Regions from separate parts of the Homo sapiens genome. Here region 2 is linked to region 1. Evidence: read pairs that join two places in POLR2A ChIA-PET (ENCODE). Cell type or tissue: Panc1. All regions are shown on one strand. Each heading gives the region's core, and the rest is flanking DNA. Links, peaks and the distances in the headings are about the cores only. Region 1 overlaps FALEC (focally amplified lncRNA regulator of ECM1). Region 2 holds the start of CIART (circadian associated repressor of transcription).

Evidence for each region. Peaks named below come from ENCODE experiments on the same cell type or tissue, not always from the same donor. Only the 100,000 strongest peaks of a DNase experiment are listed, where the experiment ranks them.
Region 2: POLR2A ChIA-PET joins it to region 1 with 11 read pairs; 2 of 35 experiments call an interaction of 5 or more read pairs at or near these places.

The regions. Positions count from the first base shown.
Region 1 is chr1:150,527,814-150,538,876 of GRCh38, reverse strand. FALEC (focally amplified lncRNA regulator of ECM1) reads right to left here. Exons shown (of 6, transcript NR_186305.1): 4 at 6,484-6,627; 5 at 6,091-6,220; 6 at 2,089-3,210. Among named protein-coding and RNA genes, the nearest start is that of ADAMTSL4, 16 kb to the left of the region's middle. RefSeq lists enhancers at 2,342-3,541, 5,157-6,147. In Panc1, for the core only: CTCF peaks have their summits at 5,866 and 6,144; no DNase peak of the experiment used is centred there.
Region 2 is chr1:150,275,300-150,286,362 of GRCh38, reverse strand. C1orf54 (chromosome 1 open reading frame 54) reads right to left here. Exons shown (of 6, transcript NM_024579.4): 3 at 10,564-10,622; 4 at 9,731-9,841; 5 at 6,622-6,720; 6 at 5,447-5,528. The coding sequence ends at 6,625. It overlaps CIART (circadian associated repressor of transcription), which reads right to left and starts at 3,809. Exons shown (of 5, transcript NM_144697.4): 1 at 2,730-3,809; 2 at 2,483-2,558; 3 at 1,859-1,937; 4 at 1,655-1,766. The coding sequence starts at 3,095. LOC124904414 reads left to right here and starts at 4,181. Exons shown (of 2, transcript XM_047438213.1): 1 at 4,181-4,702. The coding sequence starts at 4,347. RefSeq lists enhancers at 3,127-4,068, 4,425-4,504, 3,543-4,743, 4,825-4,934, 5,771-6,065. In Panc1, for the core only: a CTCF peak has its summit at 4,944 (motif pointing right); DNase peaks (open chromatin) are centred at 4,052 and 4,902; H3K4me3 peaks cover 2,787 bases; H3K27ac peaks cover 980 bases.

The sequences.
Region 1 (11,063 bases), core at 1,582-9,581:
TTTGTTCTGGAGTCTGGAATCACACTACTGTCCTGACCCCATGGCACTGCACCCAATTCCCAGGACAATTGTAGATGCTGAATTAAGAGCAAGAAATAGTACATTTTGTCTCAAATAAGGAAGGTGAGAGAAACCCAGTTTCCTTCCCCAAAGAGGCTCCTCCGAGAACATAAACATCCAACCATGATGGCCCCAAATTGCAATCTGTCGCCCCAGTCCAAAAGTAAATGAAGAATTTTTTTCCAGCAGAGCAGAGCCTTACAGAGAGGTGAGCTCTGGGGGTGAGAAGGGCCCTAGTCATACTTTGAGGAGGGCCTGTCTCTCTCTGTCAAGAGCAGGGCACAGGGTTGGAGGTGGGGCGGGCGGGTGCAAGACCCTGAGCGAGCTGTTTCCCTCCAGACAGGGCCTCCCCCTCCAGGGTGCTATCCCGGCCTGGGTCGGGTCAAGGATCCAACCCCAGGACTGCCTTGAGGAAGGGGCCATGAGCATTTTCCCCAAAGGAATCTTGTTCTTGTGCCTAGAAGTTTTCCTTGAATTTCCAGAGAAAGCCAATTTGGTATCAAATTAATCTTGACACATTGGGCTGAAGGCCTGAGAAAGGCAGACATAAAAGGGTAGGAACAAGGGACAAAACTGTAACTGCAGCCAGGGAGGCAGGCAGGGCGGCCAGAGGAGAGGCAGGAATTTCATACGTACCAAGGACTTGAAGTCAGAGGCAGGAGAGCCCGGGCCTGCTGGGAAGGAAATGCAAGTTGAGGCAGGAGGTGCTCACCCCTCCCACCACAGGCCCAGCTCATCTCAGTGGACAAAGGGTGGACGGGAAGGTGTGTATCTGCTTTTTGTTTTGTTTTTTTTTTTTTGAGATGGAGTCTCGCTCTGTTGCCCAGGCTGGAGTGTGGTGGCATGATCTCAGCTCACTGCAACCTCCGCCTCCTGGGTTCAAGTGATTTTCCTGCCTCAGAAAGGCCTCCCGTCCCTGCTCACAGCGCCCCCTGTCCCGTCAGCTTCAGGATCTGGCCCTGGCCCCTTGCTCAGCCGCAAAGCCTGTGCCCTCCGGCCTCCACTGCCTCTCCAGCTTCAGCCCCTCTGCCCAGGGCCACCCTCCCTCCCCTGCCCTCTGTGGAGAGACAGCTCAGTCTCACTCTGAGGAGCCTGTTGCCTCTTGGGAGGGCCCCTGCCCCACCGCTCTCCCAGCCCAAACCCTCTGGGCAGCTCTATCCTCCCCAAAGAGTCTCTCACTTTAGTGTGCCTAACAATTGCCTGGGAGGTTATGAAAATAAAGGTGCCTGGTCCCCTCCTCTGGGTGGTCCTGTTCATGAGCTCCACAGGGGTTCTTCTTTATTTTTTGGGACAGGGTGTCTGTCACCCAGGCTGGAGTGCGGTGGCATGACCTCAGCTCACTGCAGCCTGGATCTCCTGGGCTCAAGCGATCCTCCCGCCTTGGCCTCCCAAAGTGCTGGGATTACAGTTGTGAGTCACTGTGCCCAGCCTCCACAGGGGCTCTTATACACACCCAGTATGAGATCTGCCCCGTTTGTTGGAAAGTTTGCCTGTGAACCAGGTATGAGCTAATTGGGGCCCTCAAACAGAAGTATGCAGGGACCATATGTTAATTGATTTCTCAATAACAGCCTGTTTCTGTTTCCAGTGCCCATTTCCCTGGGGTAAAGGAACTTAATTGTGAATTTAGGGGATCCCCACCTTCACCTGCAGGCTCTCCAGTGCTATCGTGGCAAGATGGTGTTGGTGATGATGGTGCTTCCTCATTGGGGAAAAGCTGGGGCAAGGGCCACTGCCTCTCATTGCTCTGGCCTTGATGTAGCCAGGCTCACATCTCAGGGAGAGACGTAGGGAGGCAACACACGTCCCATGCAAGTCTGAGAACGGGTCAGCCTGTGGCAGCGCTGGAGGACCCCAGCAGAAGGAAGAGTCGTGAAGGGGTCCACGCATTTTATCTAAAGCTGAAGGCCTCTCCCCAGATCTGCTGTTCTCCAGACTCCTCACCTCCTGCTGCTGGGCCTGTTCTTCAAAATCCTAAAGTCATCTTCACTCCTTTCTACCCTGATTCTAAAGTAGTAAGGAACTTTGTTACTTGTTTATTTATTTATTGCCCAGGCTGAAGTGCAGTGGTGTGATCACAGCTCACTGCAGCCTCGACCTCCCAGGTTCAAAATATCCTCCCCACTCAGCCTCCTGAGTAGCTGGAACCACAGGTCCTGCCACCATGTCCAGCTAATATTTTTAATTTTTTGTAGAGACAAGGTTCTTCCTGTGTTCCCCAGGCTGGTCTTGAGGGAGCTCCAGTGATCCTTCTGCATCAGCCTCCCAAAGTATTGTGAAGATAGGCGTGAGCCACTGCACCTGGCCCTAGGAACTTTAGAAACCGTCTTGCCCAGTCCCTTCATTTTACAGGTGAAGAAACTGTGCCTCGGAAGAAGGGTGACTTGCCTTGGGTTTACAGACAAACACAGGGTTAGATTCCAGGTCCTCACAGGTGTCAAGTCTTGGCCTTTTAACCCAAAGACTTCCTTCTTTCTCCACATATTTATGTGTCCACCTCCATTCTATGGCCACCACCTGCCTGAGCTGTCCTTGCTCTTACATGGATGACAGTGATCAATGCAAAACTGTGACACTTTGCTCATGGCATCCCAGGAATGCCTTCTCCTTCCCATCCCTCATCTCCTGCTCATTCTTCAAGTGACTCAAATGCCACCTCTTCCAAGAAGCACATACTGGCCCGATGTGACCTCTGCCCTTCCAGCTTCATTCAGCACTTGGAATCCACACAGCTCATGCCATGGTGTTACCACAGATAGGCTGCGTCCTTATGTTATTAACTTTTCAGTACTGAGATTAGAAATTCCGAAGAGCAGGGCTTGCCTTACATATCTTGGTTTCCCCACAGGGCCTGGCATGGAGGACTGTGTGATGAAATTGCAGTCACTGATTATGTGGTGGCTGCTTCTCAGCCCCTTGCTATGTGCTCTAAGCCCCAGGTGCAGAACCAGTCATCAGGATGTGGACTTTCGTTCTCCAGTTGCTGGACCGAAGGTAGGATTCCATTCAGTGCCAGACTCTGGGGCCCTTTTGTGGATCACTCTGTTTTTGTTTACGAGCAGCTCCAGGCAGAGCGTTTACAGGCTGCCTCGGCTCCCTGGCCAACTGGCTGTGTGGAGGGGGCCATGGACCATGCCAAGCGTCAGGGTTCTGTGGAGTTTAAATGAAAAGATGCACATAAAGCCCGTAACTGAACAGTGCCTGGCCCACCATAAGTCCCACACACATATTGGCTATTTGTATTACTATTTAATTTAGAGTTAGAAGATTTGAGCCTGGGCGCGGTGGCTCACGCGTGTAATCCCAGCAATTTGGGAGGCCAAGGCTGGCAAATCGCATGAGCTCACGAGTTCGAGATCAGCCTGACCAACATGGTGAAACTCTGTCTCCACTAAAAATACAAAAATTAGCCAGGCGTGGTGGCGGGCGCCTGTAATCCCAGCTACTTGGGAGGCTGAGGCAGGAGAATTGCTTGAACCTGGGAGGCGGAGGTTGCAGTGAGCTGAGATTGCGCCACCGCACTCCAGCCTGGATAACAGAGTGAGACTCGGTCTCAAAAAGAAAAAAAAATCAAGTTAGAAGATTTGGCATAAAAATACTGTTTGTCAACACAAGTTTGGGTGACTGTGCTCTTATCCCTCAGAGGAAGCCATTTCGAAGGCCTCAGGAGGAAGCTATGCAACAGTCCCAATTGTTCTCAAGCAGAGGAGAGCAGCACTTTGGTTTACCCAAGTGCTGGCCCAGGAGGCCCTCAGCCGCTTTGCATCCTGCCAGGGACCTGTCATCACCAGTCAACTCTGTTCCCCGGCTCGTGGACCCAGATTACTGGGGATCTGAACACCAGGAGGGGCTGGCTGATTGCTGAGAACAGGTGGGTCCTGAAGGCCAGGCCAGAGCCTATTTGTGGGGAGGCAAAGTCAATTCCAGCCAAGATTCTGGAGAGAGTTAGAGAGGACATTTTTTTTTTTTTTTTTTTGAGACAGAGTCTTGCTCTGTTGCCAGGCTGGAGTGCAGTGGCATGATCTCAGCTCACTGCAACCTCCAACTCCCTGGTTCAAGCGATTCTCCTGCCTCAGCCTCCTGAGTAGCTGGGATTACAGCCACGCGCCACCACACCCAGCAAATTTTTGTATTTTTAGTACAGACGGGGTTTCACCATGTTGGCCAGGATGGTCTCGATTTCCTGACCTCATGATCCGCCCACCTTGGCCTCCCAAAGTGCTGGGATTACAGGCTTGAGCCACTGTGCCAGGCTAGAGAGCACATTTCTATCTCAGCCTCCATCTCCTGAGTGGGGGCTGGGGGGGCACAGATACCAGGCATAGTGAGGTGAACTTTGACTGAAAGCAAAATGACCAACCAAGACTTTGGGACTGAACCCTTCATAAGAACTCAGGTCTGAGCAAAGCGATCCTGTTGGGGCCAGCCAGGTGCCTCTTTCTATGAAGGTGCGGGGCTCAGAAGAGCTTGGGGCATGCTCAGAGGACGACAGCGGCTTCAGTGGCCTGGACAAAGGGCATCCCTCTCCAGGGAGTCTCTTGCAGAGCAGTGCAGCCCACACCTGCAGGGCAGCTGCAGCCTCCTTGGGCTCAGGGGAGGTGCCGCCCTCCTGCACCCCACCTCTCCAGGACCAGCTCCTCAGAGTTGAGGCATGTGAGCACAGGTTAGGGGTGGGGTGGGGCCACCTGGGTTAGGATCTGACCCTGGGTTTGTCACTGCCCCACCCTGGCCCAGAAGGCTGAGTTAAGGATGGGAAGGGCCTCCCTGCAGGTTCCTGCCATGCCGAGACTTCAGCACCTTTCTCCCCACGCCATCCTTGTCCACAGTGTTAGTCCTTTACGCCAGATTTTAAAAACAGGTAAAGCACACACAGGATCCACGACACGTCTCCTTCTTCCAGCCTCCCTCTCTCCTCCTCCAAGGCCACATCTGAACATCCTTATTAAAATACCCCATGCATATGGAAGCACAGGTGTCATTATTCACCTTTTTCTATCTTTTTTGGTCACAGAGACTCTGCTGAGAGGCTGATAAAAGCTCTGGGTTCTTAGTGCTTAGGAGTTAGAATCTGAAAAAAACAGGCTGGGCACGGTGGCTCATGCCTGTAATCCCAACACTTTGGGAAGATGAGGCTGGTGGATCACCTGAGGTCAGGAGTTTGAGACCAGCCTGGCCAACATGGCGAAACCTCATCTCTACTAAAAATACAAAAATTAGCCGGGTGTTGTGGCACACCACCTGTAGTCCCAGCTACTCAAGAGGCTAAGGTAGGAGAATCACTTGAACCTGGGAGGCGGAGGTTGCAGTGAGCAGAGATTGCACCACTGCACTCCAGCCTGGGCAACAGAGTGAGACTCCATCTCAAAAAAAAAAAAAAAAAAAAAAAGCTCTGGTTCTCTTCCTAAGATAGGTATACACAAAAAACATTTAGCATAGAGTTTCGGAGTTTCCACACTCGATGTGGCCCATCTTGCCCTACTCAGCAAGGGGTTCAGTTGTGGCTTACAGCAGTGAGGCTGATCTATACTCCATCCCCTCAAGGCCGTCCCTCAACACCCACGGGTGCCCTCTGCTGCAATCCTGACAGGAGCTTGGCAAAGCAGCTCTTCTAAGGCCCTGAAAAAACGGCTGAGGCAGGCTAGCCATTCAGTGCCTTTTTGAATAAAATGAAATCTAAACTCTTGACATGGCCAAGAAGGCCCTTCATGCCTGGCCAGGCGTGAGCCTCCTCCCTGGCCTCATCCCAACGCTATTACTGCTACTCTGGCCACACTGGCCTCTCTGTTCTTTATTGGACATGTCAATCCTGGGCCACCTCAGGGTCTTTGCCGAAGCTGTTCCCCATGCCTGGAAAAGCTCTTCCTCTCTAGTTGCACTGCTGGCTCCTGGCTGCTAGGGTGTCAGCACAGATACCTTCCTCCAAGAAGCAGCATTAGAAAGGGGCATGTGTCCCCACCCCCCAGCACCCTTTTTCTCTGTTGCACCATCTTAGTTTATTTTGCTCAGGGCACTTGCCACTTCTGAAATTACCTTTTTTTTTTTTCCTTAGTCAGTCACTGTTTGTCTTCACCGTTAGGGGGCGAGCTCCACGAAGTCAGTGGCCTTGCCTGTCATCTCCCAGAACAGGGCCTGGCGCACACACTATGCACTCAGTGAATATCTGTGGAATGAAAAAAGGATCATAGTGGAGGTGAGATAAGAATCTTGACTCAATTCTCTGTCCCACCAAGGCGGGTGCTGGCAACCCCTGGCCCCCATTCTAGGCAAAGTTCCTGCCTTTCCCTCATGTCTCTATTGCCGGCCGGCCTGCTCTTTTCCCAGATCTCTGGAGCCACTCCCTCCCAACCAGCATCTAACAAAAACTCTTTTGTGATTTTATGCCTGGGGTATTTCATCTGAGTCAATTGGCTTCTCCAGCCTTACCTCAGCTGAGTCCAAAGGTCTGATCAGTGTTTCCAGTGTAACAGCCAACTCTGTGGTCCCAGGGCTCAGAGCTCCACTCCAGGGGAACGAGGGAACTGACAGAGGACGGTCCAGCCTCTGCTCCCTGCGCTTTCGTTCCTGGGTCTTGTGGAAATAAAGGAAAACCAACTTTAAAAAAGCAAAGGCTGGCCGGGTGCGGTGGCTCATGCCTGTAATCCCAGCACTTTGGGAGGCCGAGGCAGGTGGATCAGGAGGTCAGGAGATCAAGACCATCCTGGCTAACATGGTGAAACCCTGTCTCTACTAAAAATACAAAAAAATTAGCTGGGCGTGGTGGTGGGCACCTGTAGTCCCAGCTACTCGGGAGGCTGAGAGGCAGGAGAATGGCGTGAACCCGGGAGGCGGAGCTTGCAGTGAGCCAAGATCGTGCCACTGCACTCCAGCCTGGGCGACAGAGCAAGGGTGTCAGCCATCTGCACTTGCATTTTGACGGAGCTTCGAAGGCAGGCAGAGGAGTGGGACACCTTTATAGCTGAGGAAAGTGAAGGCTTCAGGTGTGCCCTGATTGGAGGCTGTTGGTGTGGGGAAGCTGCCCGTGCATGGGCTAACTAGAAGCAGGGCATCCTGTGTGCTTGGTTAGGGGTGCATTTTTGGCTTTCCCTGGTTGGTCCTAAAGTGAGGACAAAATTAAGGAAACTGTCAGTTACTAATCAAATTCTGGCCATTTGGGGCTGATTGTTACAGACATTATTGGTTATTGTTTAGCTTCCTGGATTGTCACTAGAGATAGCAATCTGGCTTCTTGCAGGCCTGATTTAGAGCAGGAAGACCTCCCAGGTTAATTGTTGCAGATAATGAGTTAGTTTCCCCAGCAAGTGACCGCAGGCTGTGGGTGAGAGTTGTATTTTTTTTTTTCTTGAGATGGAGTTTTGCTCTTGTTGCCCAGGCTGGAGTGCAGTGGCGAGATCCCGGCTCACGGCAACCTCCGCCTCCCAGGTTCAAGCAATTCTCCTGCCTCAGCCTCCAGAGTAGCTGGGATTACAGGCTAATTTTATATTTTTAGTAGAGACGGGATTTCTCCATGTTGGTCAGGCTGGTCTCTAACTCCCGACCTCGGATGATCCGCCCACCTCGGCCTCCCAAAGTGCTGGGATTACAGGCATGAGCCACTGTGCCCAGCCTAGAGTTGTATTTTAATATATGGTCTGGCCATTGTTCATTTGTATAATCAGTTTCTTAGTGTACAGATCAGTCATTTGGGGATTCTTTCTCCCTTCCCTTAGATGTGTGAATGCCTTGGAATAGTGGAATCATTGAGTATTTCATTTCCTTTGTTCAAGAGCTCTCTACCAAAGGTATTCTCTGTGCAAAGATGGTGACAGATGTGGTAAAAAGAACAGGATGGGGCCAGGCCTGTCCCCAGAGGCTGCAGTGCAGTTAGGGAACTGAGGTGTGTTGTTCCTGAGAACTGCATATGCCACATGACTGGCTCAGAACAGGGGCTTCTGATGAGAGGAATTAGGAAGGCGTTATGGACAGTGTGGTTTCTGGAGTTCCGCTTTGAACCAAAAGCTGGATATCTATAGATGGAAATTGGGAAGGGAAGGGCGAGGGCACTCTTGGAAGGGAATACTCTGAGGAAGGGCGCGGGTGTTGCGGGCCTCCGTTTGGTCACTCGCTCTCTTCTGTGCTCAGTGCTTCGGCCCGTAGAGCCACTGGACACTGGAGACAGTGTGAAGGTGCCTGCTGGGTTGTGACGGCTTCAGTGCGGGGCAAGGCCTGGTGGGAAGAGCCTTTCTTATCAAGATGAGGAGCCTGAATTTGGGCCCTGGGCAGTAAAAATCGCAATAATAACCAGCACTTAGTGAGCACCGGCCTCAGAGAGTCCCTGCAAACCATGAGGCAGTTACTGTTATCATCTCCATTTTACAGATAAGGAAACTGAGGCAGTGATTAAGGAACCTGCATGGGACCACACAGTATCAGAGGGGAGAGAATGATCAGATGTTGTGCTTAGCAAAAAAATTGTCTGTAACTGTGCTCCCCCAGCTGCTGCCTCCCGATTCAAAGTCTTTGTTCTTAAATGTGCGTCCTATTAGTAAGTACCCAGCCGTTACTAAGTACCCAGCATGGCCTCAGCATTTGCATGTATTATCTAACTTAATCTTCACAGCCCTCTGAAATAAGGAACTGGGATTATCATTCCCATTTTACAGAAGAGAAAACTGAGGAGCTAAGTAGCTTCCCTGAGGTGGTGCAGTCCAGGCCCCTGCACATCTACCTCTGTGCCACACTGCCCCTTGTCAATAGGCAGGGATGTAACTGCCCATCAGTCAGGCCCTGATCCACAGCAGTGGATCCAAGAGCTGACCCAAGTTAGGGGCTCTTGTCTTTCTGGATCACCCTTTAAAGAATTTGATGTAAGCTACAGATACTCGCCCCAGAAAAATGCACACACACAGACACACCGCATTTTGCATACTTTAAGAAATTCACAGGCTGGGCGCGGTGGCTCACCCCTGTAATCCCAGCACTTTGGGAGGCTGAGGTGGGCGGATCATGAGGTCAGGAGATCGAGACCATCCTGGCCAACATGGGAAAACCCCGTCTCTACTAAAAATACAAAAAATTAGCCGGGCGTGGTGGCAGGCGCCTGTAGTCCCAGCTACTCGGGAGACTGAGGCAGGAGAATGGCGTGAACCCGGGAGGCGGAGCTTGCAGTGAGCCGAGATGGCGCCACTGCACTCCAGCCTGGGTGACAGAGCGAGACTCCACCTCAAAAAAAAAAAAAAATCACAGATCCCCACAAATCTTTCCATGGGCCCTGCTAGGCAAGCAGGCCATAGGGGAAGACGTTTGGGGTAAATGCTTCAGCCTTTTTGGCTCCAGTCTAGGGCCAAAGGGCAAGCCTTTGAGTTCTACAAGGTTTCATTTTGGGGACAAGGAAAACAAAATTCCACATCTATTTTCATTTACTTCATCTGAGAAAGGAACAAAAGGCAGCAGCCTGCCCACCAAGCCCCCATTTTGGGGCTGACCTAATTACCCAGCTTCTCTCCCACACTCAGATGGCTGAACGCTGCTGGAGGAAATCTTCTAATTCTGCTGGTTTCTGCCAATGCACACGTATGGTTTCTAATCCCAGCTGGGCCTTTAACACTACTTGGCAGCTCTTACTGTACCAGATAAACACTCACACCCCGTTCCCACAATGGTCATTCCAACCCTTCTTTAATGATTCATTAAGCTTTAAAGTTTCCATGTGATAGCAGAAGCCCAGCTGCACATATTTCAATTCACACCTTTCACGGATTTATCCTGCTTCTCCCTCCACCTGTGCTCTAGATCCTTTGATTTTTTTTTTTTTTTTTTTTTTTGCTATTTATTTAGTGGCTCCTGTGCCTGTCATTGGGCTAGGCTCTGGGATGCCTGTCATAGTCTCTGCTCTGGTGGAGCAAATAGCCCTGAGACAAAGACCATCATTCAATAAATATTAATAATTACAAGTGCCAGGCGCAGTGGCTCACGCCTGTAATCCCAGCACTTTGGGAGGCCGAAGCAGACGGATCAAGAGGTCAGGAGATTGAGACCATCCTGGCTAACATGGTGAAATCCCATCTGTACTAAAAATACGAAAGAAAATTAGCTGGGCGTGGTGGTGGGCACCTGTAGTCCCAGTTACTACTCGGGAGGCTGAGGCAGGAGAATGGCGTGAACCTGGGAGGCGGAGCTTGCAGTGAACCGAGATTGCACCACTGCACTCCAGCCTGGGCGACAGAGTGAGACTCCATCTCAAAAAAAAAAAAAAAATTAATAGTAATAATAATTACAAGTGTGATGAGGACCACTCAGGGACAGTGGGGAGTGTTACAGAATGTGTTGATCTGGGGGTTTCAGGAAGGTCTCCCTGAGGAATGACATTTAAAGCTGAGACTTCAGGGATGACATGTCGGCTAGGAATGCTTTGGCCTACACATAACAGAAAACCTGACTAACAGCAAAACCATAAGGATGTTGACTGTTTCCTCAAGAAGCCCAGAAGCAAAAAGTTCCAAAGTTTTTAAGAGGCTTCACAATATCAAGAAGCAGGAGTTGACATCTTTGCAATTTTCTTCACTTCTCTCTCAGTTATAAGATGTTGCCACAGAATCAACTGTGCCTTCCTTATATAACATCATCCCAATGCAAAAAAAAAGAGAAAGGGCTCTGGTTCCTCAACAGCTCTCTTTTATAAGGGCACAAAAATTCATCCACAAGTTCCCTGGAGTCTTCCTCTTGTGTCTTTTTGGTGAAACCTGGGTCATATGCCCACCCCGGATAGGCGAAGAGGAAGAGGGTTACCATGATTGACTTAGACCAATCATGATTTCTTCCATAATACAGCGAGGACCCCACCTTCCCTGAAAATATTTGCTGCCTATTGGATGCCTCACTTGAGGGTCAATGGGACCACCAATTCTGCATATATATGACTAGATAATTCAAGCAAGTCCTCCTACCAATGAAAACTTTTATTTATTTATTTATTTACTTATACATTTTTTGAGATGGAGCCTTGCTACGTCGCCCAGGTTGGAGTG
Region 2 (11,063 bases), core at 995-8,994, 250 kb after region 1:
CTTAAACCTTTGCATTCCTTGGGAACTCAGTTTGCAATGCAAACATACCTCGTTTTATGCAACAGATATGATCTTGCCAGGCCATGATTAAGTAAAAGTTTTGGTAACTAAATTATACTTTCATTTATTAAACAAATAAATGGCCTACTATGGACCACATACTATATTAGACACTGGATATCCAGAGATGAAGAAAAAACAAACAGTTCCATAGGTTCTCACTATTTATAAAATAATCCCTTTTAGAATTTCTTTGAAGTCTATTTTTAATTGGAATCATCATTTCCCAAATTCTGTATTTAAATTCGAATATTCTATCTTGAGTTCTTTAAGAAGTGTAAATTAATATTCAGGCAAGATCCTCCTACTGTTTTTTTAAAATTTTATATTTGAGACAGGGTCTCACTCTGTCAACGAGGCTGGCACAATCATGGCTTACTGCAGCCTCGACCTCCCAAGCTCAAGAGATCCTCCCACCTCAGCCTCCCACCCAGCCTCAGCTGGGACTACAGGTGCACGCCACCATGCCCACCTACTTTTTGTATTTTTTGTAGATAGCAGCCTTCACCATGTTGCCCAGGCTGGTCTCAAACTCCTGGGCTCAAGCAATCCTCCTGCTTTGGCCTCCCAAAGTGCTAAGATTACAGTGAGCCACTGTGCCTGGCCTACTTATTTTTTAATAGATTAGTCACAGCAATAATAACCATGGCTGATTGAAAATTAGGACTGGTGATTATCTACAGGAGACTCTCCTTCTCCGTCATTTGAATGCCCTCTACATACCCTATTATTTGAGGACAGAAAATAGGTCACTTTTTTTTTTTTTTAGATGGAGTTTCGCTCTTGTCTCCCAGGCTGGAGTGCAATGGCACGATCTCGGCTCACCGCAACCTCTGCCTCCCGGGTTCGAGCAATTCTCCTGCCTCAGCCTCCCGAGTAGCTGAGACTACAGGCGTGCGCCACCATGCCTGGCAAATTTTTGTATTTTTAGTAAAGACGGGGTTTCACCATCTTGGCCAGGCTGGTCTCGAACTCCTGACCTCATGATCCACCCGCCTTGGCCTCTCAAAGTGCTGGGATTACAGGTGTGAGCCACCGCTCCCGGCTGAAAATAGGTCACTTCTATACCAGGTCTAAGAATCTATCAACACTGCTGCTATTGGTGCCCCCCTCCCCTACTTCCAGTGAGGTACCTCTTATGACCAGTCCTTGAAACCCAGTGTAGACTCAAAAACTGTCAAAGGGTTTGGCACAAGGATACGTGGGCAGAAATGAAAAGAAGGAGAAGGGAAGGGTTTGGGGGCAGTAGGGAAAAAAGAGTTTGCAGAGAGAAGCTGAGGTGTATTCCCGCATGAATCATTTGGCCAGGTAAAAAGCCTTTTGTATCTACGCAGAAAGCAGATAAGCTGTGGCATGAGGGATAGGATTAAACTTCATGGAGTTCCTCCCAGTGATTCAAACAAAACAACAACAACAACAACAACAACAAAACATGTAGGAATCAAGACAATGCAGAAAGTTTAGGAATTTCCTTCCCTGAAAAGAAACTTGAAGAAAAGACTCAAAAGAAAATGGCAAAAGGGGCCATTTCTGCATGCACATTTCATTTTCTTGGCTATTTTCCCACCTCTTCCTCGTGTTCTTAAGTTCTTACCTTGGTCAGCTGATGCTTGCCACCACCCAATGATGACTTCTGGGCAGCTATTTGTGGAAACCAAGTCTTTAACATCCCTTCTACCTGTAGCAAGGTTCCTAGGTAACGTTCCCTGTGAAAATGACGTTGCTTTAAAAAACCAGCAACAGGATTGGAGAAATCTCCTTTTTATGAAGACCCAAGCAAAGAACCAGCGGGACTTACCCCATCTGTGGCTTCTGCAAAACACCTACAATACGCTGGATCCTGTCCATTGCCACACTCTGCTGAAAACTGCTTAATCCTGGGGACAGGGACAGAGAGAGATTAAGGATTGAGATTCAAGCATGTAGTCAGGTAAAGGAAGAACAGAAGGGGGTTAAAATTGATTGATCTAAAAAAATTAAGTCGGGCCAGGCAAGGTGGCTTACGCCTGTAATCCCAGCACTTTGGGAGGCTGAGGTGGGTGGATCACCTGAGGTCAGGAGTTTGAGACCAGCCTGGCCAACATAGCGAAACCCCATCTCTACTAAAAATAACAAAAATTAGCTGGGCATGGTGGTGGGCGCCTGTAATCCCAGCGACTGGGGAGGCTGAGGCAGGAGAATCGCTTGAACCCAGGAGGTGGAAGTTGCAGTGAGCCGAGATCGCGCCATTGCACTCCAGCCTGGGCAACAAGAGCAAAACTCCGTCTCAAAATAATAATAATAATAATAATAATAATAAAGTCATAGTAGCAAAAAAGGAGTAATATAGGCCCCAAACAAGAACTTCAGAGAAATACACGTCAAAAGAGGGAAAGAGAAAGAGAAATGAACCTAGCCCAAATGAATGCAACAATAAGATTACCTCTCTCAAAACGACCCATCTTCAGCCCATTGAGTAGGTCTGTGAGAGGAGGTATAAATCCTTGGAGTTCTTTACACTGTAGGAAAATAGGACAAAGGCTGTAAGAAGACAAAAAACTGCCCACACCAGCAGTGGCTCTTCCTTCACCTCCAAATCTGGGAGTCAATACTGTCCTCACAGGGTCCTTATCAACCAGCTGGGTGCTAAGGCACTCCAGGAGAATCTCCTTTCACCTGCTTTCTCTTACCTTCTGGGCAAACAGCAGGTCTCCCTCTGTGGTACAACCTTGGGTGTTTAGACTGGTCTCCAGTTCACCATCTCTTGATCTTTTCGCCCCAGATCCTGCCATAGGAGAAGCCGAACCCCGCTGTTTCGGATGAGATGGTGTATGCTGGTTACCGGAAACCTTCGATCGATGCCTGCAGCGGATAGGACCCGGGCTGGGCCGTGAACCTCCCCTCTGCCCAACAGTGTCTGGCCTGGGCCCATGGGCCCCCTTGTCCTCCCTCTCACTATCAGAGGGGAAGCCAAAGTCACTGTTCACTGGGGAGGTGGGAAAAGACGAAGAGAGAGAGTAGGAGGAATAGGAAGAAACGCTAGATGGAGAATCCATAGGTCCAGAAGCAGGGGCTATAGAACAGCTCCTGGAGTACCCAAAGATCGGAACCTGCAACTGAAGAGCAAAGCGAGGGAGTTTGAAACCAGAGTTTAAGGATTAGGAAATGAACTGGGAGATTGGGGTGTACTGCGTGGGATAATACTTGTTCTCCCCCTCCCCAATATTACCGGTCTCAAACACAATAGAAAAAGACATTTCTACCCCCACCCCCGCCCATTAAGAGCTTGGGATTCCCTCTCTGGCCGCCGCAGAGCAGCTCTCGGTCTGACGCGGCCTCCGTTCTTTTCTTCCCTCAGTTCAGAGTAAATACCGACTTGAAAGACACCTTCCCCTCCGCCCGTTGTTCGCCAGGGCTATTCGCCAGCCTGAGTCCGCAGCAAGCCTCTCCACCTGAGGCCATGCCACCCACAAGCAGTCAATCTGGGCACGCGAACCCACCTGGTGATCCTACGGGAACCGCCCCCATAGAGACTGGCCTCCTGCCCTCTCCCAATCTTTCAAGATCAGGATCCCTGCGCCGGTCTCTCTGGGCTCGCACCTGCCACGTGATGCAAACCCTCCCAATACCAAGATCTGCATTCAGCCCCCAAATCCACTCCCAAATACTCCCTAACAGCTCGCTTTGTCCTCCGAATCTCCTTACCTGTTGTCAGCCGGCTCAGCCCTGGCTCGGTTTCCAGCTCCTTCGCCGTCTCTCCGGGTCTATCTACCCACCTCCGCCTCTCTCAGTGGGCCCCGCCCCTTCCCCCCCCTCCCAGACACGTGCGGCCCGGCACGTGCCTCCCCCTGCTTACACAGATCTCGCGCCCTCATTGGTTGTGTCGCCGGTAACACGTGACTCTAGTTACTGAAGTCCATAGCCCATTTGCTACAGTACAAAGGGGCTCAGCCAGTAGAGAGGCAGCCAGGTGATGATTGGCTGTAAGGGAAGCATTCCGTGCTCCTCCCCTACATGCGGCTGCTGGAGAGGACCCGGTGATGAGAAAAGGAGGAGGATGGAAAAAGAGTGGAAAAGAAGGGAGGGGAGGAAAAGGGCGGAGCCCGTGGCCTTAAATAGGATGGTGATGCGCCAGAGATGCGCGGTTTGAGTGTTCAGAGATTGGTTGTGCTACTGAAGGCGGCGGACGTGGGACCCCCGGTTCCGTCTCGGGAAGTAACTCATCTGCCCCCTCTTTGAACACCTCCGCTCACGAGCGCAGCACGTGGAAACCGTCAGTGATTTGTGTCTGCAACGTGTGTGAGAGAATGGAGGTGTGTGACACGGTATATTCTCCTGCTCTCGGCGGCCCAGCCCTCGTGACTCTCCGGTCTCTGTTTCACCTCCCCCACCCCTTTCTCCTCCAAGTTGGGTGCCTCCTGCCCTGCTGGGTGAGGAGGGTGGGGATTGCAACCGAGAACACCGCGTCCTTTCTGGCTCCCGCTGGGGCGGCTCCTCCATCCCTTTTCTTACATAACCTACCACGCACGTTACCAGCTCAGATGCCAGCCCGCCACGACGCTAGAGGTCAAAACGAAACTCAGTTTTTCCTGACTTTTTTATCCAGGCTTCTCGGGCCCGGCGTCCTAAATTATCTGATTCCAAGCACGGGGAACAGAATGGGGTAGGTCCCTGATCTCCTAGGTTATGGTTTTGTCCAGCTTCAGTCCCTTCATTTGTCCGCTGGAGAAGATTCGAAAGACTTTGAAGGAGGGGAGGGAGGCAAGTCCAGAGTTTAGAGAGTCTCAGAAGTAACTGGGACGTTACTATTGTCGTTGCGCCTTGCATTTTGAGAGTACAATGGAGAGGAGAGCAGGGCCCAAGGACTGTGAGCTGGTTGAAGATAGGACGTCGGAGAGACCGCAAGGGGGCAGCCCAATTCTAATTAGGGTCCCGAGGATAGCGAATTAAAAAAAAATTTAAGTGAGTTTGTCCCTGCCATAATTACCAACTGCAAAAGGCACATTGTTGGACAGAGGTGTGGGTAGGGGTGGGTAGGTGTGAATATTTTAAGTCTATTCTAAGTAGTTTTTGATATTTTACCTTATGTTTTAACAATGTGCTTATTCTTATAAAAAGAAAAAAAGATTCTAAAACCTCAACCTCGTTTCCCCAAGCACACTGTTTCAACACCATACTTAATAAAATAAAACAAGAGAATTACCAATATGGACTGTGAATAAACCTGTTGTCTGTGGGTGCCCTTCTCCAGTCTTCTCCAAACTGCAGGTTTATTCAGTCCATAATGCCCTCTAATTCAATTGTCACCCACCTCCCCTTCCAATCTACGCTTGCTGCCTCTAAATCCTGGCGCTCTCTTTAGTTGTGACTTTAGAACAGACTCATGAAGGAGTAGATGGTAACCAGATTATTTCACTTATTATTTATTTTATCTTCCAATTTCCTCTTGCCAGACTCCCATCCAAAGAGTCATAGCAGCCTTCTTCCACCTAAAAAAGCAGAGAAAGAAAGAAAATAAAAGGAGTCAGGAGACCCGAGAAACCCCTTCATGCCCCCCACACTCTATGGAAACTCCCCAGATATTCTGAGCTGGGATTGCTCTGTGATAGCTCCTGGGAAAGATGTGTGTGTACCCCTCTCCTCCACAGTCCTTTCACCTCCTGCTGAATCTCTCTATGATCAATGGTTATTTAGCATCCCAATTTAAAAATTCTTTTCCTATAATACGGCTTTCTCTTCCCTTCTCTCCCACCGCCCTGCCATACATCAGAGAACCGCCATCCGTTCTGCCTCTGAACTTTGCCTCTTGACTCTACCAGGTTGTAAGACCCACCCACTTTGCCCTCTGGCATTCGCCATGACTTGAAACGTGGCCAGGCTGGAACTAGCTTTGATTGTTCAGACATTTTGGAAGCTTGGAGAAGTATTCCCCCAACCCCATCATCTATCTGCTCTAGGAGATCCTGAAGTCCTCTTAGTTCAGAAAAAGTAATGACTCATCACAAAAGTCTGCCTCAGCATCTCCTAAACTTCTTTAAGACTGAATAAGAAGATTTTTCTAAATGTGATCCCTCTTCTTTCATTTTACTTGTTATTTTTTGAGACAGTCTCACTGTGTTGCCCAGTGGCAACAGTACAGTGGCCAGATCATGGCTCACTGCAGCCTCCAATTCTTGGGCTTAAGGGATCCTTCCACCCCATCCCCCCCAATAGCTGGGACTGCAGGCCTGTGCTACCACACCCAACTAATTTTTATTTTTAATTTTTTTAACGTCTTGTAGAGGAGTTCTTATTTATTTATTTTTAATTTTTTTGTAGAGACAAGGTCTGTTGCTCAGCCTGGACTTAAACTATGTTGCTCAGCCTGGTCTGGAACTCCTGGGCTCAAGCGATCCTCCCACGTCACCATCCCAAAGTGCTGGGATTATAGGGATGAGCCTAAATCTCTTCCTTCAGTGGCTGATAATTGACCAGGCTGGAAACACTAACTAGAGATACTGGTAAGAATTACTTCGGTTTAGTGTGGGAAGTTAAAAAATATTATTTCACAGACTCCCCCAAAGCCAGTGGCTGCACTCTTACCTTCTACATGAAATACATCCCCACCTGAACAAAGGCACACGACAGGAGGAGGGGAATAGGACTTCGCAAACTGGACACGGCATCGTTCAGATCTGGACTCTGCTAAAATACCGACATCCCCACACAGTAGGCTGGTGTCATTCCTCCTACCACTTCTCTGTCCCCCTCCAGAAAGACTGCCACCTCTTTACAACAACCTCTGTCTTCCTTTCCTTTGGGCTTAGAGAAAGATCCATCCTTCCCCATCACTGTAAGGAGTCCTTCTGTGCCTTTCAGCTATCCCTGACCATACCAGGGAGGCCAATTCAATTCAATTGTTTCTATTTTTTATCTATTATGTGCATTATACTATACTAGTCACTGTGCTAGGTGCTATAGAAAGGGACATAAATATGAATAAGACAAGATTCCTGTCCTCAAGGAATTTACAATCTAAAGAGAGTCTACTCTATATTTTATTTATTTGTTTGTTTATTTATTATTATTTTTATATCCACCAGGCTGGAATGCAGTGGTGCAATCTCAGCTCGCTGTAACCTCTACCTCCAGGGTTCAAACAGTTCTCCTGCCTGCCTCCCAAGTAGCTGAGATTACAGGCACCCGCCACCATGCCTGGCTAATTTTTGTATTTTTAGTAGAGACACAGTTTTGCCATGTTGGCCAGGCTGGTCTCAAACTCCTGACCTCAGGTGATCCGCCCACCTCAGCTCCCAAAGTGCTGGGATTACAGGCGTGAGCCACTGCGCCCAGCCTACTGTATACTTCAAAAAGAATTAACTGCCCTTATTGTCAATCTTTCACTTCCATTCTTACTGGCTTCTTTCATCTGTGCTCAACTATATGCAGGCTGCTCTTTGGTCCTATTCCCCTTTCCAGCCGTTGCTTCTCTTTTTCATTACCAGATTTTTTAGATGGTTGGTCTGTACTCACCTCCCTTTCCTCATAATGTACTCACTCTTTAACTCCACAAAAATCTAGCTTTTCTCCAAGCACTCAGTTAAAACTACTTTCTTGAGAGTTACAAGTGACCTCCTCCTCCTTGGCCTCTTGGTAGCTTTTGATGGATTATATTAAACTTTCTCTTCTAGACTCTATAATACAAACTTGGCTATCTGCCTACTTCTCCAGTCAAATCCTTCTCCATTCCATTCATTAATTTCTCTTCCTCCCACTCACTACAGGCACAGTCACTGGCCTTCTGAGCTTGTGTGTACTGGCTCTGTTGAGCTCATTTACTTTCATATCTGTGACTTTGCACTTAGAACTCTAGCCCTGATCTAGTTCAGTGACCTTTAGGACACCCTCATAGGGCTGTCACCATAAACTCAGCTTGGCCATTACCAAATTAATAACTTCTGTCCTAAACCACTCTGGCCTCCCATAGTTCCCACTTTGGTCAACCATTTTCCCAGACATCCATGTTTAAAACCCATGAGTTATTTTAACTCACTCCTCATTTATACTTCATATAAAATTATCACTCAAGCAAGGTATTTTCTTCATAATATTTATTTTTCTCCTCTCCATTCATAATGCCAGAGTACAGATTGTTTCTGGAACAACGCAAATCTCATGAGTTGCTTTCCACTAAATTATTTACATCCTGCATACAACCTGAAGAGTGGTTTTTCTTTTTCTTTTTTTGAGATGGAGTTTCACTCTTGTTTCCCAGGCTGGAGTGCAATAGCGCGATTTCGGCTCACTGCAACCTCCGCCTCCCAGGTTCAAGCGATTCTCCTGCCTCAGCCTCCCAGGTAGCTGGGATTACAGGCATGTGCCACCACACCCAGCTAATTCTGTATTTTTACTATAGACAGGGTTTCTCCATGTTGGTCAGGCTGGTCTCGAACTCCCGACTTCAGGTGATCAGCTCACTTCAGCCTCCCAAAGTGCTGAGATTACAGTCGTGAGCCACCACACCTGGCCGGTTTTTCTAAAATATCACTTTTCATCGTGTTTTTACCATAATGAAGAACTTACTAGGCTCCTTGTTGATTATGAGTCCAGACTTCAGCCTGACACCTGAGACTCTCTGAAATTTGCCCCTATGTTGCCACATGTGAAATTACTAAGCAAGTATTAGGAGCCTTGTAAATTTTATATTTTTCTTAATTCCCACTGTTCCCTTCCATATACCCTCTCCTTCAATCATACCCTATTTGCTAAACATATTATGCTTGTTCTATTCCCCCCTCCTGTGCAGCTCTTTCACTCTTTTTTTTTTTTTTTTTTTTTTTTTAGTATAGAGTCTCACTCTGTCGCCCAGGCTGGAGTAGAGTGGCGTGATCTCGGCTCACTGCAACCTCTGCCTCCCGGGTTCAAGTGATTCTCATGCCTCAGCTTCCCAAGTAGCTGGGATTACAGGCACGCACCACCACGCCTGGCTAACTTTTGTATTTTTAGTAGAGATGGGGTTTCCACCATGTTGGCCATTGAACTAGCCTTGAACTGCTGACCTCAAGTGATCCGACCACCTTGGCCTCCCCAAAGTGCTGGGATTACAGGCATAAGCCGCCATACCTGGCCTCTTTCACTCTTGGAATAACTATTCTTCCTCCTAATTGCTTCTGTCCTTCCATAACTACCCACCAATCAAAAGCTCATCTATTCTTCAGGGTGTATCTCAAGCACAAATGCCTCTTGAAAGCTTTTCAGACAACTCTAGCCTGTACTAATCTCTCTTCTTACATTGGCTAAAGCACTGCCAGTATCTTCTGCTTTCAAATTTATATATAATTTAACATCATAACATACCTTTTCATTTTGTTCTAAGTGTTTCGTAAACTTGAATTTTATAAATCCTTGAGGACAGTAACATAGATTTCTTTTTTATCAGCATCAGTTACCTTAGCAGCCTTAGGCATAGATTACATACCTATTGAATACTACTGAACTGAAATTTAACTGTACCATATCTTCCCAGTGTTCTGTAAACAGGGTTAGTATTAAATCTTAGTGAAACATGGCCAAGTTGAGATGAATACCTGCAATGAAGTACTAATTATTTGGTTCTCCCATCCACCAAAGCCTGGTATTCCAGCCCTCTATGTATTCCACGTCACTAGGGATGTCCTGTCTCCCCCCAGCCCCCAATCCCCAATCAACTCACAGGTTCCGTTGTTACTGGTTTCACAGTTACAGGCTTCGGATGGTCTGCACGTGCTGTTTCAAGACTAATGGTAGTCTCTATTGCTTCTGTTATGTCCTTATCCAACCTGTTCTACCCTCAGTAGGATTTGGGAAACACAGAGTTATCAGTTTTTCCATCCAACATCTTCATAGATTCTCTACTTAAAGTTCTCCCCTTCACCACCTCCACCCAGCCCAAAGACTTAAGCTCAGGGATTCCCCCCTACCCTATGCTTGCATAGATTTGTACCCATCTCATTCAAAAGTCCCTTGATGCCCCTCCTCAGTGTCTTAGCAAACTTACTGAGGACAATTTATAAAGTTCTGGCTTTTTTCTCCTCCCCAGATAGGTTAACAAATCTGTTTTGGGCCTACTACTTAGTTTCTCCTCATCAAACTCATTTTTATTCTTGTTAATCAGATACATTTCAACATTGCCCAGTTTCTTTTCTTTTCTTTTTTCTTTTTTTTTTGTAGATGAAGTCTGGATCTGTCACCCAGGCTGGAGTGCAGTGGAACGATCTTGGCTCACTGCGTCCTCCATCTCCCGGATTCAAGTGATTCTCCTACCTCAGCCTTCTGAGTAGCTGGGATTATAGGCATATGCTACCATGTCCAACTAATGTTTTTGTATTTTTAGTAGAGACGGGGTTTCACCATTTTGGCCAGGCTGGTCTCAAACTCTTGACCTCAAATGATCCACTCGCCTTGGCCTCCCAAAGTGCTGGGATTATAGGCATGAGCCACTGCGCCCGGCCAGTTTCTTTTTAATTGTTACTTATCCTAACCCTTTTAGATGTAGAGTTCACTCACCAGCCTGTCCTCTGACTCAAATATGGAGTAATCAATGGTGAAATCTGCACTAAAGTCATCTGCAGAGGAGAAAGAAAATCAGTAATAATTAAAGAAAAATGTAACTCTAGATCTGGAAATGAAAAGGGAAGAAATTACTCAGAATAGTTTAACTTAAGTTGTAACATTTATTGGTATAATCCAATTTTATTTAACTAATGTTAAAAATGACTGTGAATGTGTATGCATTTATATTTTCAATGTAGGTATCTAAAATAATTTACAAATTTGAAAAATTTTCAAGTTCTTCTTTTTTTAGAGTCAGGGTCTCACTGTGTTAACAGGCTGGAGTACAGTTGGTTCAATCATAGCTCACTGCCACCTCCAGCTCCTGAGCTCAAGTGATCCTCCTGCCTCAGCCTCCTGAGTAGCTGGGACTACAGCCATGTGCCACCATGCCCAGCTAATTAAAAAAAAAAAAATTTGGCCGGGCACGATGGCTCAAGCCTGTAATCCCAGCA